2 separate regions of the Homo sapiens genome follow, and region 2 is linked to region 1. A link is a contact called in ENCODE Hi-C or POLR2A ChIA-PET data. All regions are on one chromosome and are shown on one strand. The core of a region is the stretch at or near the end of the contact, and the rest is flanking DNA. Distances in the headings are between cores, read along the strand shown. Region 1 holds the start of MYOZ3-AS1 (MYOZ3 antisense RNA 1). Region 2 overlaps SMIM3 (small integral membrane protein 3).

Region 1 (7,213 bases), core at 4,714-7,213:
GGCCTAAATATCCACATCTGTAAAGTGGGGACAACAATATCTTTCTCTCAGGGTTGTTCTGAGAATTAGAAATAAGATATGTAGAGAAACTACTACCAGCCCAAGCACTGAGGCACTCGATATAAAGCTGCCATCATCATCATCATCATCACCACCACTTTAAGCAGCCTGCTCAAAATGGAGTGGAAAGAAGGAATCTTAATAAGCACCCCACTTTGCACCTGTCCTGTTAGGTGCCCAGTGGGTGGCCCCTTCTCTCCATTCCCATGGCCTCATCCCTTGCAGGCTTCCTGGCTTCTGGCATTACCCTTCTCCAATATGCGCCCCACACAGCACCCAGCAAGACCCATCACTAAAACCTTCCCCATTTCCTTAGTGAAGCCCACCCCATGCTGGCCCTCACTGGCTCCTCTAGCACAGCCTTCTCCCTTCTGCAGAACACCCTGCACCCGTGCTCAGTTCCATATTTTTGCACATGCTGGTCCACTTTCCAGAAATACCCTCCCCCTCACACCCCCTTCATGGACTCTCACGCCTCCCACAAGGTCCCACTCAAATCCTTCAGGAAGCTTCCAGAATCCCATCTCACACCTAGGGTGAGGGACTCCTTCTTCTGCTCCACAACACTTTGTTCCTCAATTGTCAATAAGCATGCTTTAGGGAAAATTATGGTGACTTCATGCTCTATAATGTCTTCCCTACTGTCTTTTCCTCCTCGAGGCCCGGGCCTGGCAGTGTCTAGCGCACAGTCAGCGCTTAGGAACTGTTTAGAGCATGAATAGATGAAGACCAACTGCATCTCAGTAAAAGGAACATTTTCTAATTATTTGAGTTATTCACAGGAAGATGGGGTGCCAGTGAGCACCCTGTCACCGGGGGAGTGTACACTACAGGAACAGGAAAGAGCAGAGGTGTGGATGTGGACTCCTAATGACACAAACCATGGATAAGTTATGCTGGAATCACCTGGAGTACTGGTTGCTATTTATTTATTTACTTTTGAGAAGGAGTCTCACTCTGTTGTCCAGGCTGGGGTGCAGTGGCGCAATCTCGGCTCACTGCAACCTCTGCCTCCTAGTTCAAGTGATTCTCCTGTCTCAGCCTCCCAAGTAGCTGGGATTACAGGCATGCACCACCATGTCCGACTCATTTTTGTATTTTTAGTAGCGACGGGGTTCCACTATTTTGGCCAGACTGGTCTCAAACTCCTGACCTCAGGTGATCCTCCTGCCTCGGCCTCCCAAAGTGCTGGGATGACAGGCGTGAGCCACGACACCCGGCCCTGGTTGCTATTAATAATACAGATTCCTCGACTCAGGAGACTCTGATGCTGCAAGTCTGGGACAGTCCAGTTGTCTGGATTTGGAACAACATCCCCAGGTAATTTTGAAACACACCCATGTTTTGGGACGACTGAACTTGGTGACCTCTGAAGCCATTTGCAATCAGGTTTTGTGTGTGAAGGCCCTTCTTCAACTGTGAAGTGCTGTCCACAAGTCTTGGCTCCGGATGTTACCAGGCCCCCGAGACTGGGGAACTGAAGATTCAGGCTAGGGCTACAGCTCCTCGGACTCTGGGAGGTTACGGACCCAGCCCTGGGCCACTCTGTTGAAGCTGGGTCTGAGACGGAGGAGTTCCAAGCCACTGAGGGGCTCCGGGATGAAGGGGGTGCCTGGCCTGGGAAAAGTGCCCCCCACGAGGGGTCCTCCAAATGGCACCGGGGTCCTGGAGAAAGAGAGCAGCAGGAGAGGTGGGCTGTGTGGAACAGGGACAGCAGTACACTGACATGTGGATCACCATGTATGGGCCCCTCCCTGCCGCTCTCTGAGCCTCAGTTTTCCCTTCTATACAGCAAGATTCTGTACATCTTTTTTTTTTTTTTTTTTTTGAGACAGAGTCTCGCTCTGTCACCCAGGTTGGAGCGCAGTGGGGTGATCTCAGCTCACTGCAACCTCCGCCTCCCAGATTCAATCAATTCTCCTGCCTCAGCCTCCTGAGTAGCTGGGATTACAGGCACGTGCCACCATGCCCGGCTAATTTTTGTATTTTTAGTAGAGACGGGGTTTCACCATGTTGGCCAGGCTAGTCTCAAACTCCTGACCTCATGATCCGCCCATCTCGGCCTCCCAAAGTGCTGGGATTACAGGCGTGAGCCACCGCACCCAGCAATTCTGTACATCTTAAGAGGTTTTTTTCAACTTTGCCCATTTCCAAGTCTGCGCCTACTTGGGTGGTTCGTTGCTTAGCAATAGAAGTGAAGCCGATGGAGTCAGAATTGACTTGTCCTAGGCAAGACTCTAGACTCCCCTTCAGTAAGCTCCCCTTAGGACAAAAGGCCCAAAACTAGAGAGAGAAGAGAGCATTAGAAAGAGCACTGAAAATCAGGGGGGAAATGCAGATTACAACAGATATGCCATTTCTCCTCCAGGACACTGGCACGATGAAATAATGTGGTAACTGGGCAAAGTTGGTGAGATGGCGGGGGAAAAGTTTCACACATGCTGCTGGTTAGAGGGTAAGCCAGTGCTGCTACCGCAGAAGACAATTTGGCAGGATCTTTCTAACCTGAAATGTGTGAACTATGTCACCCCGCATCTTCACCTCTGAGCATATGGCTTAGGAAAGCACAGGCGCGTAGGCACTGGGATGCAGACCTGAGCAGCACATTAGTGACAAACCAGAAACAACCCACGTGTCCACTAGCAGAGAAATGGGCAAGACAGATAGAGCATGCTCACACGATAGAAAGCTATACAGCAGGCTGGGCACGGTGGCTCACGGCTATAATCCCAACACTTTGGGAGGCCGAGGAGGGCCGATCACCTGAGGTCAGGAGTTCGAGACCAGCCTGGCCCACATGGTGAAACCCCGTCGCTAGTAAAAACACAAAAATTAGATGGGCATGGTGGTGGGTGACTGTAATTCCAGCTACCTGGGAGGCTGAGGCAGAAGAATTGCTTGAACCTGAGAGGCAGAGGTTGCAGTGAGCTGAGATTGTGTCATTGCACTGCAGCCTGGGCCACAAAAGCAAAACTCTGCTCCACCCCGCGAAAAAAAAAGAAAAAGAAAACTATACAGCAGCTTAAAAGGAACTAGAGCTCTACGTATTAGTATGGTAGATTTCGAAAGCGTAATGTTGAGTAAAAAAAGCAAGTTAACAGAATGAAGTGCAAAGTATTAACACACACACCCCCACACACACACAAACGCCATTCCCCCTACAGGCATGCAGCTGCCCACACAAAATGTTCTGAGCCCATTCAGGCCAGCCTGACAACCATGTTACCTTTGGGAAGGCAACTGGGATTGGAGGATGGTGAGCAAAGGGGCTCTACATTTATTTGCCTAACATTTTTTAAAAGAGAACCTATGTATGTGATTTTAATAATACTTTTTTTTGTTGTTTTGTTTTGTTTTGTTTTGAGACAGGGTCTTGCTCTGTCACTCAGGCTAGAGTGTAGTAGAAGGATCTCGGCACACTGCAACCTCCGCCTCCCAGGTTCAAGCGATTCTCCCACCTCAGCCTCCTGAGTAGCTGGGATTACAAGTGTGTGCCAAGAAGCCCAGCTAATTTTTGTATTTTTAGTAGAAATGAGATTTCATCATGTTGGCCAGGCTGGTCTTGAACTTCTGACCTCAAGTGATCCGCCTCCCTCGGCCTCCCAAAGTGGGATTACAGGCATGAGCCACTGCGCCCGGCCTTAATACTGTTTCTTAATTTTAAGAAAAATAAAAATCATTGCTTGTGTTGTTTTTCCAGCAGCCTGGGACCAGTGGGAAGAGGAGAGTGCTTGCCTCTGGGGTGGAAAGACAAACCTTGAGCCAGGGCCTGAGTCCCAGCCAGGAAAGCATTTCTGCCTGGACCACCCCAGTTTTGGTGGCAACAGCCAGGCCTCACAGGAACAGGCTGGGTGGTGTCCAAGCCATGCAAGGCCCACAGTCAGGCCCTTGACTGGGAGCCCAGGACCCTGGAAGCTGAGCACATCTTGGCCACCCAAACTGCTGTTTCTCTTCTCTATGCCTCAGTTGGTCTTTCTCCCTCAGAAGAGGTCTGGATGCAGGGCTCCCTAAGAGCCTCTTTCTGCTGGTGGGAATGTGCCTTGCTGTCATACATGAGGCATGAGATCAGTGGGAGATGCAACCTGAGTGGCCCAGCCTGGAAGCTGCCTGCCAGGACTGAATGTCTGCTGCAGGTTTCAAATGACTGGGCAGGCAGGGTCTGAGGGCCCAGGAGGAGATAGGGCAGTCCTGCCTGCCAGGGAACTCCAGAATGTCTGTTAATGGCTCGTGACTCACACAGCGCATGCTAAGCCCAATTCTTCCCATCAGGAAGTCTCTGCCTATTCAGATATTTGAGGGCAGTCACATCCCTCTGGAGCTGTCTCTTCTCAAGGCAGATCACCCCCAGTTCCTTCAGCCCTTCCTCATATGTGCTGATTTTCCAGGCCTAGCTAGGCTCTGGCGCCCACCCGTCTGTCTTAGACAGACCCAGTCTCCACGTGTGGTCTGAGCAAATGCCAGAAGAGCAGGACCGTGGCGTCCTCTCTGTGGACTCCCCTTTTCCTCACTAAATGCAGCCCAAACCAGAGGAGCATATTCAAAAATAGCACCAGACCAAGGAAGCCAATGCAGTTAACATGCACTCCTCAGCCCAAGGCCTTCCCCCAGTGCCAAGCTCCTGTCTTGATTCCTATGGTTTGTTTTCAGGCCCTCAGTGCAGAATGGTAAATGTATCCCTTTCAAGCTCTCCCCTGTCCAAACTTCATCTCAGCTGTAAATAATAATCATAATACGCCGGGGGCGGTGGCTCATGCCTGTAATCCCAGCACTTTGGGAGGCAAAGGCGGGTGGATCACGAGTTCAGGAGTTCGAGACCAGCCCGGCCAACATAGTGAAACCCTGTCTCTACTAAAAATACAAAAAATTAGCCGGGCACGGTGGTGGGCGCCTGTAATCCCAGCTACTAGGGAGGCTAAGGCAGGAGAATCGCTTGAACCCAGGAGGAAGAGGTTGCAGTGAGCTGAGATTGCGCCATTGCACTCCAGCCCGGGTGACAGTGTGAGACTCCGTCTCAAATAATAATAATAACAACAACAACAATAATAGCTATTGTTTGTTGCAAGTGTCTTACTTGCCAGAAACTTTACCTATGGCTTCTCGTGTCATCTCCATAGCAACTTTATGAAGCAGGTACTATAAACCCCTCATTTTACAGGTGGGGCAATGGAGGCTCAGAGAGGTTAAGTCACTTGCCCAAGGTCAACACGGGCAGGCCTGGGGTCTGCATTCAAGTCCACGTGGAGGCCTCACGCTCTAAACCCATATAGGCCACTGCGCTGTGGCCCTCACTCTGGCGTCCAATGTTTCACTGCCACTCTCCACTTTGGGGCAGCCTCAAAGCTACCTTGTTGGCCTCTTCTAGGCCATTGGTGAAAGGAAAAGCTGAGCTGGCCTCGAACTGCTGAAATCTGGGGACCCCTCAGAGAAGGACACAAATCTAGATGTTCATCAAAGAGGTAGCACACAGCAGCCATGGAGAACAAGGCACTGGGCTCTGGAGTCAGACAAACCCAGACCTGAATCCCGGCCCTGCCGGTGCTTCCTTGTTTTGTGGCTTTGGCCGGGTTGTTCATATTCCTGAGCCGCAGCCTCTTCATCTGCAGAACAGGAAAACTCATAGCACCCGCCCACCATGTCCTGGAGAATATCCAAGATGTGCGGCACCTTCACTCTTCATTTCTCCCACGTTAACTGAGCACCTACCAGGTGCGGAGGCGCTGTTCCAGCCAGAGCTCAGTCAATGAATAGAAAGCGCTGGGGACAGAGCCTGGCCTGCAGAAAGTGCTCAGGAAACGCAGGCTCCCGCTGTGGCTGTGACTGGCTTCCCGCCCCTCCCGGTCTGTCCCCCGGGCTGCCCGCCCCGCCTTACTTGTTGAAATTTCGGTAGTCGTTGGGGCTGGGGGTGTGACTTCGGCCATCGCTCTGGTAGTCCCGGTAGCTGACGAACTCCTGCCAAGGGCAGCGGTAGCCCTTGGAGATGGCGGTGTGGTTGAACTTCTCTGGCGGGACGCCCTTCAGCGGCTCCGCATAGCCTAGGGGCGCGGGGGGAAGGGAGCGCCTCCGTTCTTCCACCCTCAGCCCCCAACCCCACCTCGCCCCACCCCCATTCCGCGGACGCGGTTGGAGGAGGGAAGATCGGAGTTAGGGGAGAGGACGGCGGGAATGGGAAGCCACAGTTGCTCCAGCACAGGAGACCCCTCCCCATCCCAGGAAACACGGAGGACTGCAGTGAGGAAGCCACGAGTTCGCAGCGCGGGTTGGTCTTGGCCTTGGCTGACTCGCTGTGTGACCTGGGGCGCGGCGCCCCTCCGGCTCGTGGTCTGGCGAGGGGAGTGCGCGCGTGCGCGTGTGTGTTGGGGAAGGGGGCGGACTAGCCTTCTGGGTGCTCTTCCTGCCCCATGGGGAGCACACCCATGCTTCAGGCCCCCCAGCCCTGGTCCCGGGACCCGAGGAGGCCACTCACCTGGCGCCAGGGCGCTGGGGCTGGGGACGCACCCAGCAGGGGCGGCTGCAGGGTGGGCGCCCTCGGGACCCCCGAGTGAGGCCCCGGGTGAGGCCGGGAAGATGTGGAGCTCCGAGCGGTAGTTCGGCCCCTCAGGGCCATTGGCATTGGCAACCTGGGCACAGGGGCGGGTTCTCAGAGGCCACCGACGACCTCCCGCCCCCAGCCGCGCTCCCCTTCCCCCAGCTTCCCTTCCAGGGAGCTCCCCTCCACGCTCACCGTCCCCGACTCCGCTGTTCCAGTCACCTTCCTCCTGGCGCTTCCGGCCAGCATCTGGGAACGAGGGGGTAGAATAAACCGCAGAGAAGCTCAGCGGGGCAGGGGACCAGGGTTCTCCCTCCACCAAAAAAAAAGGTCGGGGGGAGGCAAGAATCCTAACGCCCATCATCGGGGAACAAGGATGAGTTACTAGTTTACAACGCTAAACCCAGTGCCTGGGACCGAGAAATACTCGATATATGTTAATTGCTATTGTAATGCCGAGTCCGGGCAAGATACTTAATTTCCCTGAGCCTCAATGTCCTTCTCGATAGAATGAGGATGATGGTGATGAAGATCTCTTCCTCAGAGGGGTCTATGAGCATTAAATGAGATACCTGCAAAGTGCTTAGCTAGCATTGTCTTAGGCACATAGCAAAGGCGGGTGTTTTG
Region 2 (6,784 bases), core at 3,163-5,662, 120 kb before region 1:
AACTGCTCGGTATTTATTTTGACCTAGGGTGCTGTTAAAAAATGACTAAGACACTAAGGATTCAGTGAATTGAACACGATTGGAAACAGCTATTTGTAGTCTGCCCCTCTCCCACTCTTCCCCCCAAGTCACCAAAGTCCAAATTATCATTCTTATGCCTTTGCGTCCTCATAGCTTAGCTCCCACATATCAGTGAGAACATACGATGTTTGGTGTTCCATTCCTGAGTTACATCACTTAGAATAATAGACTCCAATCTCATCCAGGTCACTGCAAATGCTGTTAATTCATTCCTTTTTATGGCTACGTAGTATTCCATCATGTGTATATCTCACAGTTTCTTTATCCACTTGTTGATTGATGGGCATTTGGGTTTGTTCCATGATTTTGCAATTGTGAATTGTGCTGCTATAAACATGTATGTGCAAGTATTTTTTCGAATAATGACTTCCTCTGGGTAGATACCCAGTAGTGGGACTGCTGGATCAAAAGGTAGTCCTACTTTTAGTTATTTAAGGAATCTCCACACTGTTTTCTATAGTGGCTGTACTAGTTTACACTCCCACCAGCAGTGTAGAAGTGTTCCCTGTTCACCACATCCACACGAGCATTTACTGTTTTCTGATTTTCTTTTTATTATGGCCATTCTTGCAGGATTAAGGTGGTATCGCATTGTGGTTTTGATTTGCATTTCCCTGATCATTAGTGATGTTGATCATTTTTTCATATGTTTTTGACCATTTGTACATCTTCTTTTGAGAATTGTCTGTTCATGTCCTTAGCCCACTTTTTGATGGGATTCTTTGGTTTTTTCTTACTGATTTGTTTGAGTTCGTTGTAGATTCTGGATATTAGTCCTTTGTCAGATGTATAGATTGTGAAGATTTTCTCCACTCTGTGGGTTGTCTGTTTACTCTGCCGACTGTTCCTTTTGCCATGAAAAAGCTCTTTAGTTTAATTAGGTTCCAGCTATTTATCTTTGTTTTATTGCATTTGCTTATGGGTTCTTGGTCATGAAATCCTTGCCTAAGCCAATGTCTAGAAGGATTTTTCCAAAGTTATCTTCTAGAATTTTTATAGTTTCAGGTCATAGAGTTAAGTCCTTAATCCATCTTGAGTTGATTTTTGTATGAGGTGAGAGATGAGGATCCAGTTTCGTTCTGCTACATGTGACTAGCCAATTATCCCAGCACCATTTGTTGAAAAGGGTGTCACTTCCCCATTGCATGTTTTTGTTTGCTTTGTTGAAGGTCAGTTTGCTGTAAGTATTTGGGTTTATTTCTGGGTTCTCTGTTCTGTTCCATTAGTCTATGTGCCTATTTTTATACCAGTACCATACTATTTTGGTGACTATGGCCTCATAGTGTAGTTTGAAATCAGGTAGTGTGATGCCTTCAGATTTGTTCTTTTTGCTTAGTCTTGCCTTGACTATGCAGGCTCTTTTTTGGTTCCATATGAATTTTGGAATTGTTTTTTCTAATTCTGTGAGGAATGATGGTGGTATTCTGATGGGGATTGCGTTGAATTTGTAGATTGCTTTTGGCAGTATGGTTATTTTCACAATACTTATTCTACCCATCCATGAGCATGGAATGTGTTTCCATTTGTTTGTATCATCTATGATTTCTTTTTAGCAGTGTTTTGTACAAGGAAAACTACAAAACGCTGCTGAAAGAAATCATAGATGACACAATCAAACAACTTAATATGTATTTATGGCCTAACAACTTAGTAGCTGTTTGAAAAAAAAAAATACACGCAAATTGAAAAAAACAGTTTTTATTTCATTCTTAACTAGTTACTAATGGAATATATGCACCTGCTGGACACTGTGTAACTTTTCAAACTTTGGAATAATATTGGACAATGCCATCCTCACTTATTATTTCACATTAATTTTTGCCCAGTACTTGCCATACCATGCAACCACCAAAAAATCAACTTCAGGCTGGGTGCAATGGCTCACGCCTATAACCCCAACACTTTGGGAATCCAAGGTGGAAGGATTGCTTGAGCCTAGGAGTTCAAGACCAGCCTGAGCAATATAGTGAGATTTTAATTCTAATTTAATCTAATTTAATGCTAATTAGATTGGCATGGTGGCTTATATCTGTAGTCCCAGCTACTTGGGAGGCTGAGGTGGAAGGATTGCTTGAGCCCAGGAGGTCCAGGCTACAGTGAGCCATGATCACACCACTGCACTCCAGCCTGGGTGACAGAGCAAGACCCTATCTCAAAAATAATTTTTTTAATCAACTTCATAAATTATAACATTAACAAAAGGCATGTAGTAAGATTAGTGTTAAACTGTGAACTATCTTAAGCTAATCATTTGTAAAGTGTCTGAGAGATGTTGTCAAATATCACTACTTCTGTCAAAAATCTTAAACATCCTGCAGCACTCCCCTCCTTCTAGTGAGTTCACTGGGGCTCCCAGGACACTTCAGTGCTCAGCTTGGGAACCATCGATATAATACATTCCCTGCCCAGAGGGCACAAGGCTGGAACTATCTCCTGCAGGTCCTTTCAAATGTAAGGTCGATAATTCTGTGATTCTAGGTTCCAAGCAAAATTCCTAATTGCAATCCTATTTCCTATTCTTATCTAATCACTAACTTTTCCTTTCTAATGCCCTTGGCTCCATGTCCACTGTTGCCACCCTAAGTAAGGTATTGATCACCATACCCAAAGGAGAGTACCCAAGAAATACATACAAGGATGTTACTTTCTGCATTATTTGTTAAGGCAACAGACACAACAAGTGTCCACTAATAGTAAAATAAAGAAGGGTATATCTGTATAATGGGATGCCATGCAACAATTTTCATGTATTCATTCACTCACCCATTCATTCATTCATTTAACAAGTATATAGTACTTACTCCACATCAATCATTGTTCCAAATGCATTACAAATATTAATTTACTTAATTAATACAGCTACTATGAAAAACAGAATGGAGGTTCCTCAAATAATTGAAAATAGAGTCACTATATGATCTCAGTAATCTCACTTCTGGGCATATAACCAAAGGATTTGAAATCAGTATGTCAAAGAGATTTCTGCACTCCCATGTTTATTTCAGCATTATTCACAAGAGCCAAGTTATGGAATAAACCTAAGTGTCTATTAACCATGAATGGATAGAGATAATGTGGCATATACTCAATGGAATATTATTTAGTCTTAGAAAAGAAGGAAATTAGTGCCATTTGTGACAACATAGATGAACATGAGGACATTATGCTAAAGGATATAAGCCAGGCACAGAAAGACAAATATCTCAAGTTCTCATTTATATATGGAAGCTAAAAATATCAGACCCATAGAAGCAGAAAGCAAAGCCTCTGGTGGTCACCAGAGGCTGGAAGGTCGGGGGAATGGGGAGATACTGGTCAAAGGGTATTATGTTTCAGTTAGGCAGGAGGAATAAATAAGTACTGAGATAAAAAAATTAATTTATTTATTAGTCATTTAAGAGGAATCTGATCTGTAGTGAACTCCAAAAGTTTTAAGTGGAAAAAATAAAAATAAAGTGCAGAACACTTGTGTATAGGATGATTCCTTTGGTTCAGATTTTGTAGAATTAAGTAGGGAAATAGGCGAGGATATATACAGGAAAATTACTTTCTGAGTGTACTCTCAAGAAAGTGTTAATAGTGGTTACCTTTTCGGGAGCTGGACTAGGAATAAGAGGTTTTGCTTTTCATTCTTCATTCATAAAACATGATTTTATGCCGTTTGAATTTTCTCAACATGAGCATTTATTACTTCTAATTTTTTATGCCAACTGGGTTAAGGGGGCAAAGAGGCTTTTTTTTTGTTTTTGTCTTAATAATTCTCCATCTTAAAAAGTAAAAACACACATATACAATTTTAAAATCAAATAAAATTAAGAGATGAGACTAGATCAGCAGTCACCAAATGCCACATACCATGGTAAGTGACCTTAAGACAGTATAAAAGAACACTGATTTCTGGGTCTCAATCCATACATACTGAATTAGACTCAAAGGGGATGAGGAGGAGCCCTTTTTTCCCATTGTCCAGGTGATTCCAACGTGCAGCCAGATTTGGGAACCTCTGGACTCAACAAATCTTTAAGACCCCTAAGGCCTTTTCTGGCATTAAGATTTGGGAATTGATTCCCAGGTGCTCTGCAGCCAGGCTGGGCAGATCTGGGCAAGTTCCCAGATGAAGGAGAAGCCTCTGACAAAGCTCCCCAGGGCCATAGGATTATCTGCCGAGCTTGCAGAGGAGACAGAAGCACAGGCTGGCCCTGTCTCAGCCTAGGAAATGGAGTAACTTTCCCCAAGGTCTAAGACACAGAAGCATGAGTCACAGGAGACTGAAACTGTTAGAGGACCGGGGGCGGGATAAATCATTCTTTGTGGTCTCCTGACTACATCAACAGCTAGCTGCCTTAGACTAAAGGAACCCCACAAGAGTCCTTTCCTGTAAACCCTTTAACATCAAACAGTCTTCCTGACTTCAAATGCCAGGAAGACGTAATCACCCTGGCTGATTTTCATAAGCAAAGCCTGTAAGATACAGGAACTCAGGCTTCGGGGCTCATCCACAATCAAGAATCCTGGAACATTAAAGCTAGAATGAGTGCCATTTCACAGATGGTGAAACTGAGGTCCAGGGGGTCTTCTCCCTCCTGCAGTCTTACTCCTTAAGGGAATAATCATTCAAATACATAGATCTGATCGTGTCGCTGCCCCTAACTAAAACAAAACAGAACAAGTAGATGAATAAATGAAATTCTTCTGTAACCTGTATCCTAGACTGTACTAATATTACTCTTTTGCAAATGAAATTGTTATTCTAACCCCAATACCCAACAGCTAAAGTAAGGCTGCTCTAGTAGAGCCTGGAAAGTGGGGGCCTGGCAGGGGAAGCGTGCAGTCCTACCTACCCAGCAGAGCTGAATACATTATCCTCAGAGACCCTAAGCACTAGAGATGAGGGTGCCCACCCCCTTCACATATGCAATTCAAACTAAAAATAATACTACACCATAACACACAAACTTTGCATGTTACGAAATTAAAGTCGGTTCTTTCTTCTAACTGAAAAAATTGGAAAAAACTTTTCCCAGCTGTCCTTTGGCATGCCTGCTCAGTGCAGCGGGCTTACTTGGTAGGGCAGTGCTACTATTCAGTTTCCCCTCGACCCCCTGGGCTCCTCAGAACATAGTGTGAAAGCCACAAGTTGCAATGTTCTCCAAGGGCCCTTCCAGAGCTACTGTTCCAAGATTCTAAGGCTGGCCATAGAAGTAGTCGGGTGTCAGAGGGCACAGGGAGCTCTATCTCCCTGTTTCACTCTTCTCGAAACTCAAACGTGTCCTTTGCTGCACTGTTCTTCCCCATGTAACATGGGTTCCAGTCGCTTCCACCTCTCCCTACTGTCAAAGAAAAATTTTGTCTCCCAAATAAGAGCTAAGCAAACCATATCTTCAGCATCTTTAATTGCACACTAGAAATATTTGCTTGAGAAAAAGCAGGACTCTAAGCTTCTCCTAGCTGACTTCTATTTGACCTCTCTGTCATGAGTGCATAAAACCTTGTTTCTTGGTATGTCTAATATAATAGTCATAGATTAATTTATCATTTGCCTCACAGATATATTGCTTGATATTTCTTATTAATGGTTCATGTTGGATATGGCCCAAACCATTTATGTCACAAATTTATGCCTATCACTGATAAGAATATGATGTTTTTATAACCATAGGAAGTAAAACATCAATCAGGTCTAAACTCTCATTATTTTGAACCAGCATACTTTATCTGCTATTTGCCTCCTTAACAAATAATAAACTTTGACATATGTTCAATATAAGTTTGTCTAAGAAACTGCACGGAAACCACCCTGAGCTCACCAGCAGAAAAGCCACTAGCACCAAACATGCCATCCCATCAGATCACAGGCCCTATACCACCAGCCCTGTGAACTGGACACATCATTGCTCCTCCTCAGTCCATAGGGGTTAAGTAACTTAGCCAATTCAATGGAAAAGTCAACAATCCCAAAATGACTATTTTGTGTCCACTAACAAGACCAAATATAAGGTGGGGGGAAAAGCAATGTAGTTTCTACGAAAGAGGAAAAAAACTTTTTTCTTTTTTTTCTTTTTTTTTTTTTTTTGAGACACAGTCTCGCTCAGTTGCCCAGGCTGGAGTGCAGTGGCGTGATCTCAGCTCACTGCATCCTGTACCTCCCAGGTTCAAGCAAACCTGTGCCTCAGCCTCTTGAGTAGCTGGGACTACAGGTGTGCGCCACCACACCTGGCTAATTTTTGTATTTTTTGTAGAGATAAGGTTTTGCCATGTTGCCCAGTCTGGTCTTGAACTCCTGGCCTCAAGTGATCCGCCCACCTCAGTTTCCCAAAGGAGAGTGACCGCACCTGGTCAAATTTTACTTTTCCAAAGGTAAAAATTCATCCCCTCTTTTAAGTACTCCACTTGATCCAGTTTAGGCAGGCAAAGGGAAGCCCTACTGCCTGATTAGGAAACATCAAATTTTACTTCTGGGACCACTTTTCTTAAGCAATTAAAAGTTCTTTTTGCAAAAGAAAGAATCATTGTTTCGGCCAATCCCACCATTTGGCAAGTTTTCTAGTTATATAAAAATTATATAAATTTCATAAATTAAAATTTCCTACAAGTTGATAGTTTTAGGGTAACTGGATTCAAGGCAACAAGCCTGTGTTATCTACTCGTCAGACTCTCTAGCAAGCAACTTTTTCCTCTCTGACAGGACAATACTGTTTTTATT

Evidence for each region. A loop is a pair of places that touch in the nucleus more often than their neighbours do. ChIA-PET counts read pairs that join two places held with the same protein, here RNA polymerase II (POLR2A). Pooled maps may share reads with other maps.
Region 2: a pooled map shows a loop between it and region 1 (2.9-fold over the local background). The contact joins the enhancer-like site here to the promoter of MYOZ3-AS1 in region 1. A Hi-C loop is called at or near these places in 3 of 50 pooled maps. POLR2A ChIA-PET finds 5 or more read pairs at or near these places in 4 of 52 experiments (GM10248, H1, PC-9 and 1 more).

Annotation. Positions count from the first base shown.
Region 1 is chr5:150,671,219-150,678,431 of GRCh38, reverse strand. It overlaps MYOZ3-AS1 (MYOZ3 antisense RNA 1), which reads left to right and starts at 5,963. Exons shown (of 4, transcript NR_186487.1): 1 at 5,963-6,316. It overlaps MYOZ3 (myozenin 3), which reads right to left. Exons shown (of 7, transcript NM_001122853.3): 4 at 6,782-6,835; 5 at 6,524-6,677; 6 at 5,930-6,092; 7 at 1-1,725. The coding sequence ends at 1,557.
Region 2 is chr5:150,788,004-150,794,787 of GRCh38, reverse strand. All of the region lies in intron 1 of SMIM3 (small integral membrane protein 3), which reads right to left. Among named protein-coding and RNA genes, the nearest start is that of SMIM3, 13 kb to the right of the region's middle. RefSeq lists enhancers at 3,675-4,653, 4,654-5,633. Within about 2 kb of position 4,412, at least 22 of the 41 ENCODE cell types and tissues checked have a DNase peak (open chromatin) inside an H3K27ac peak, as active enhancers do; they include PC-9, where a contact is called at or near this core.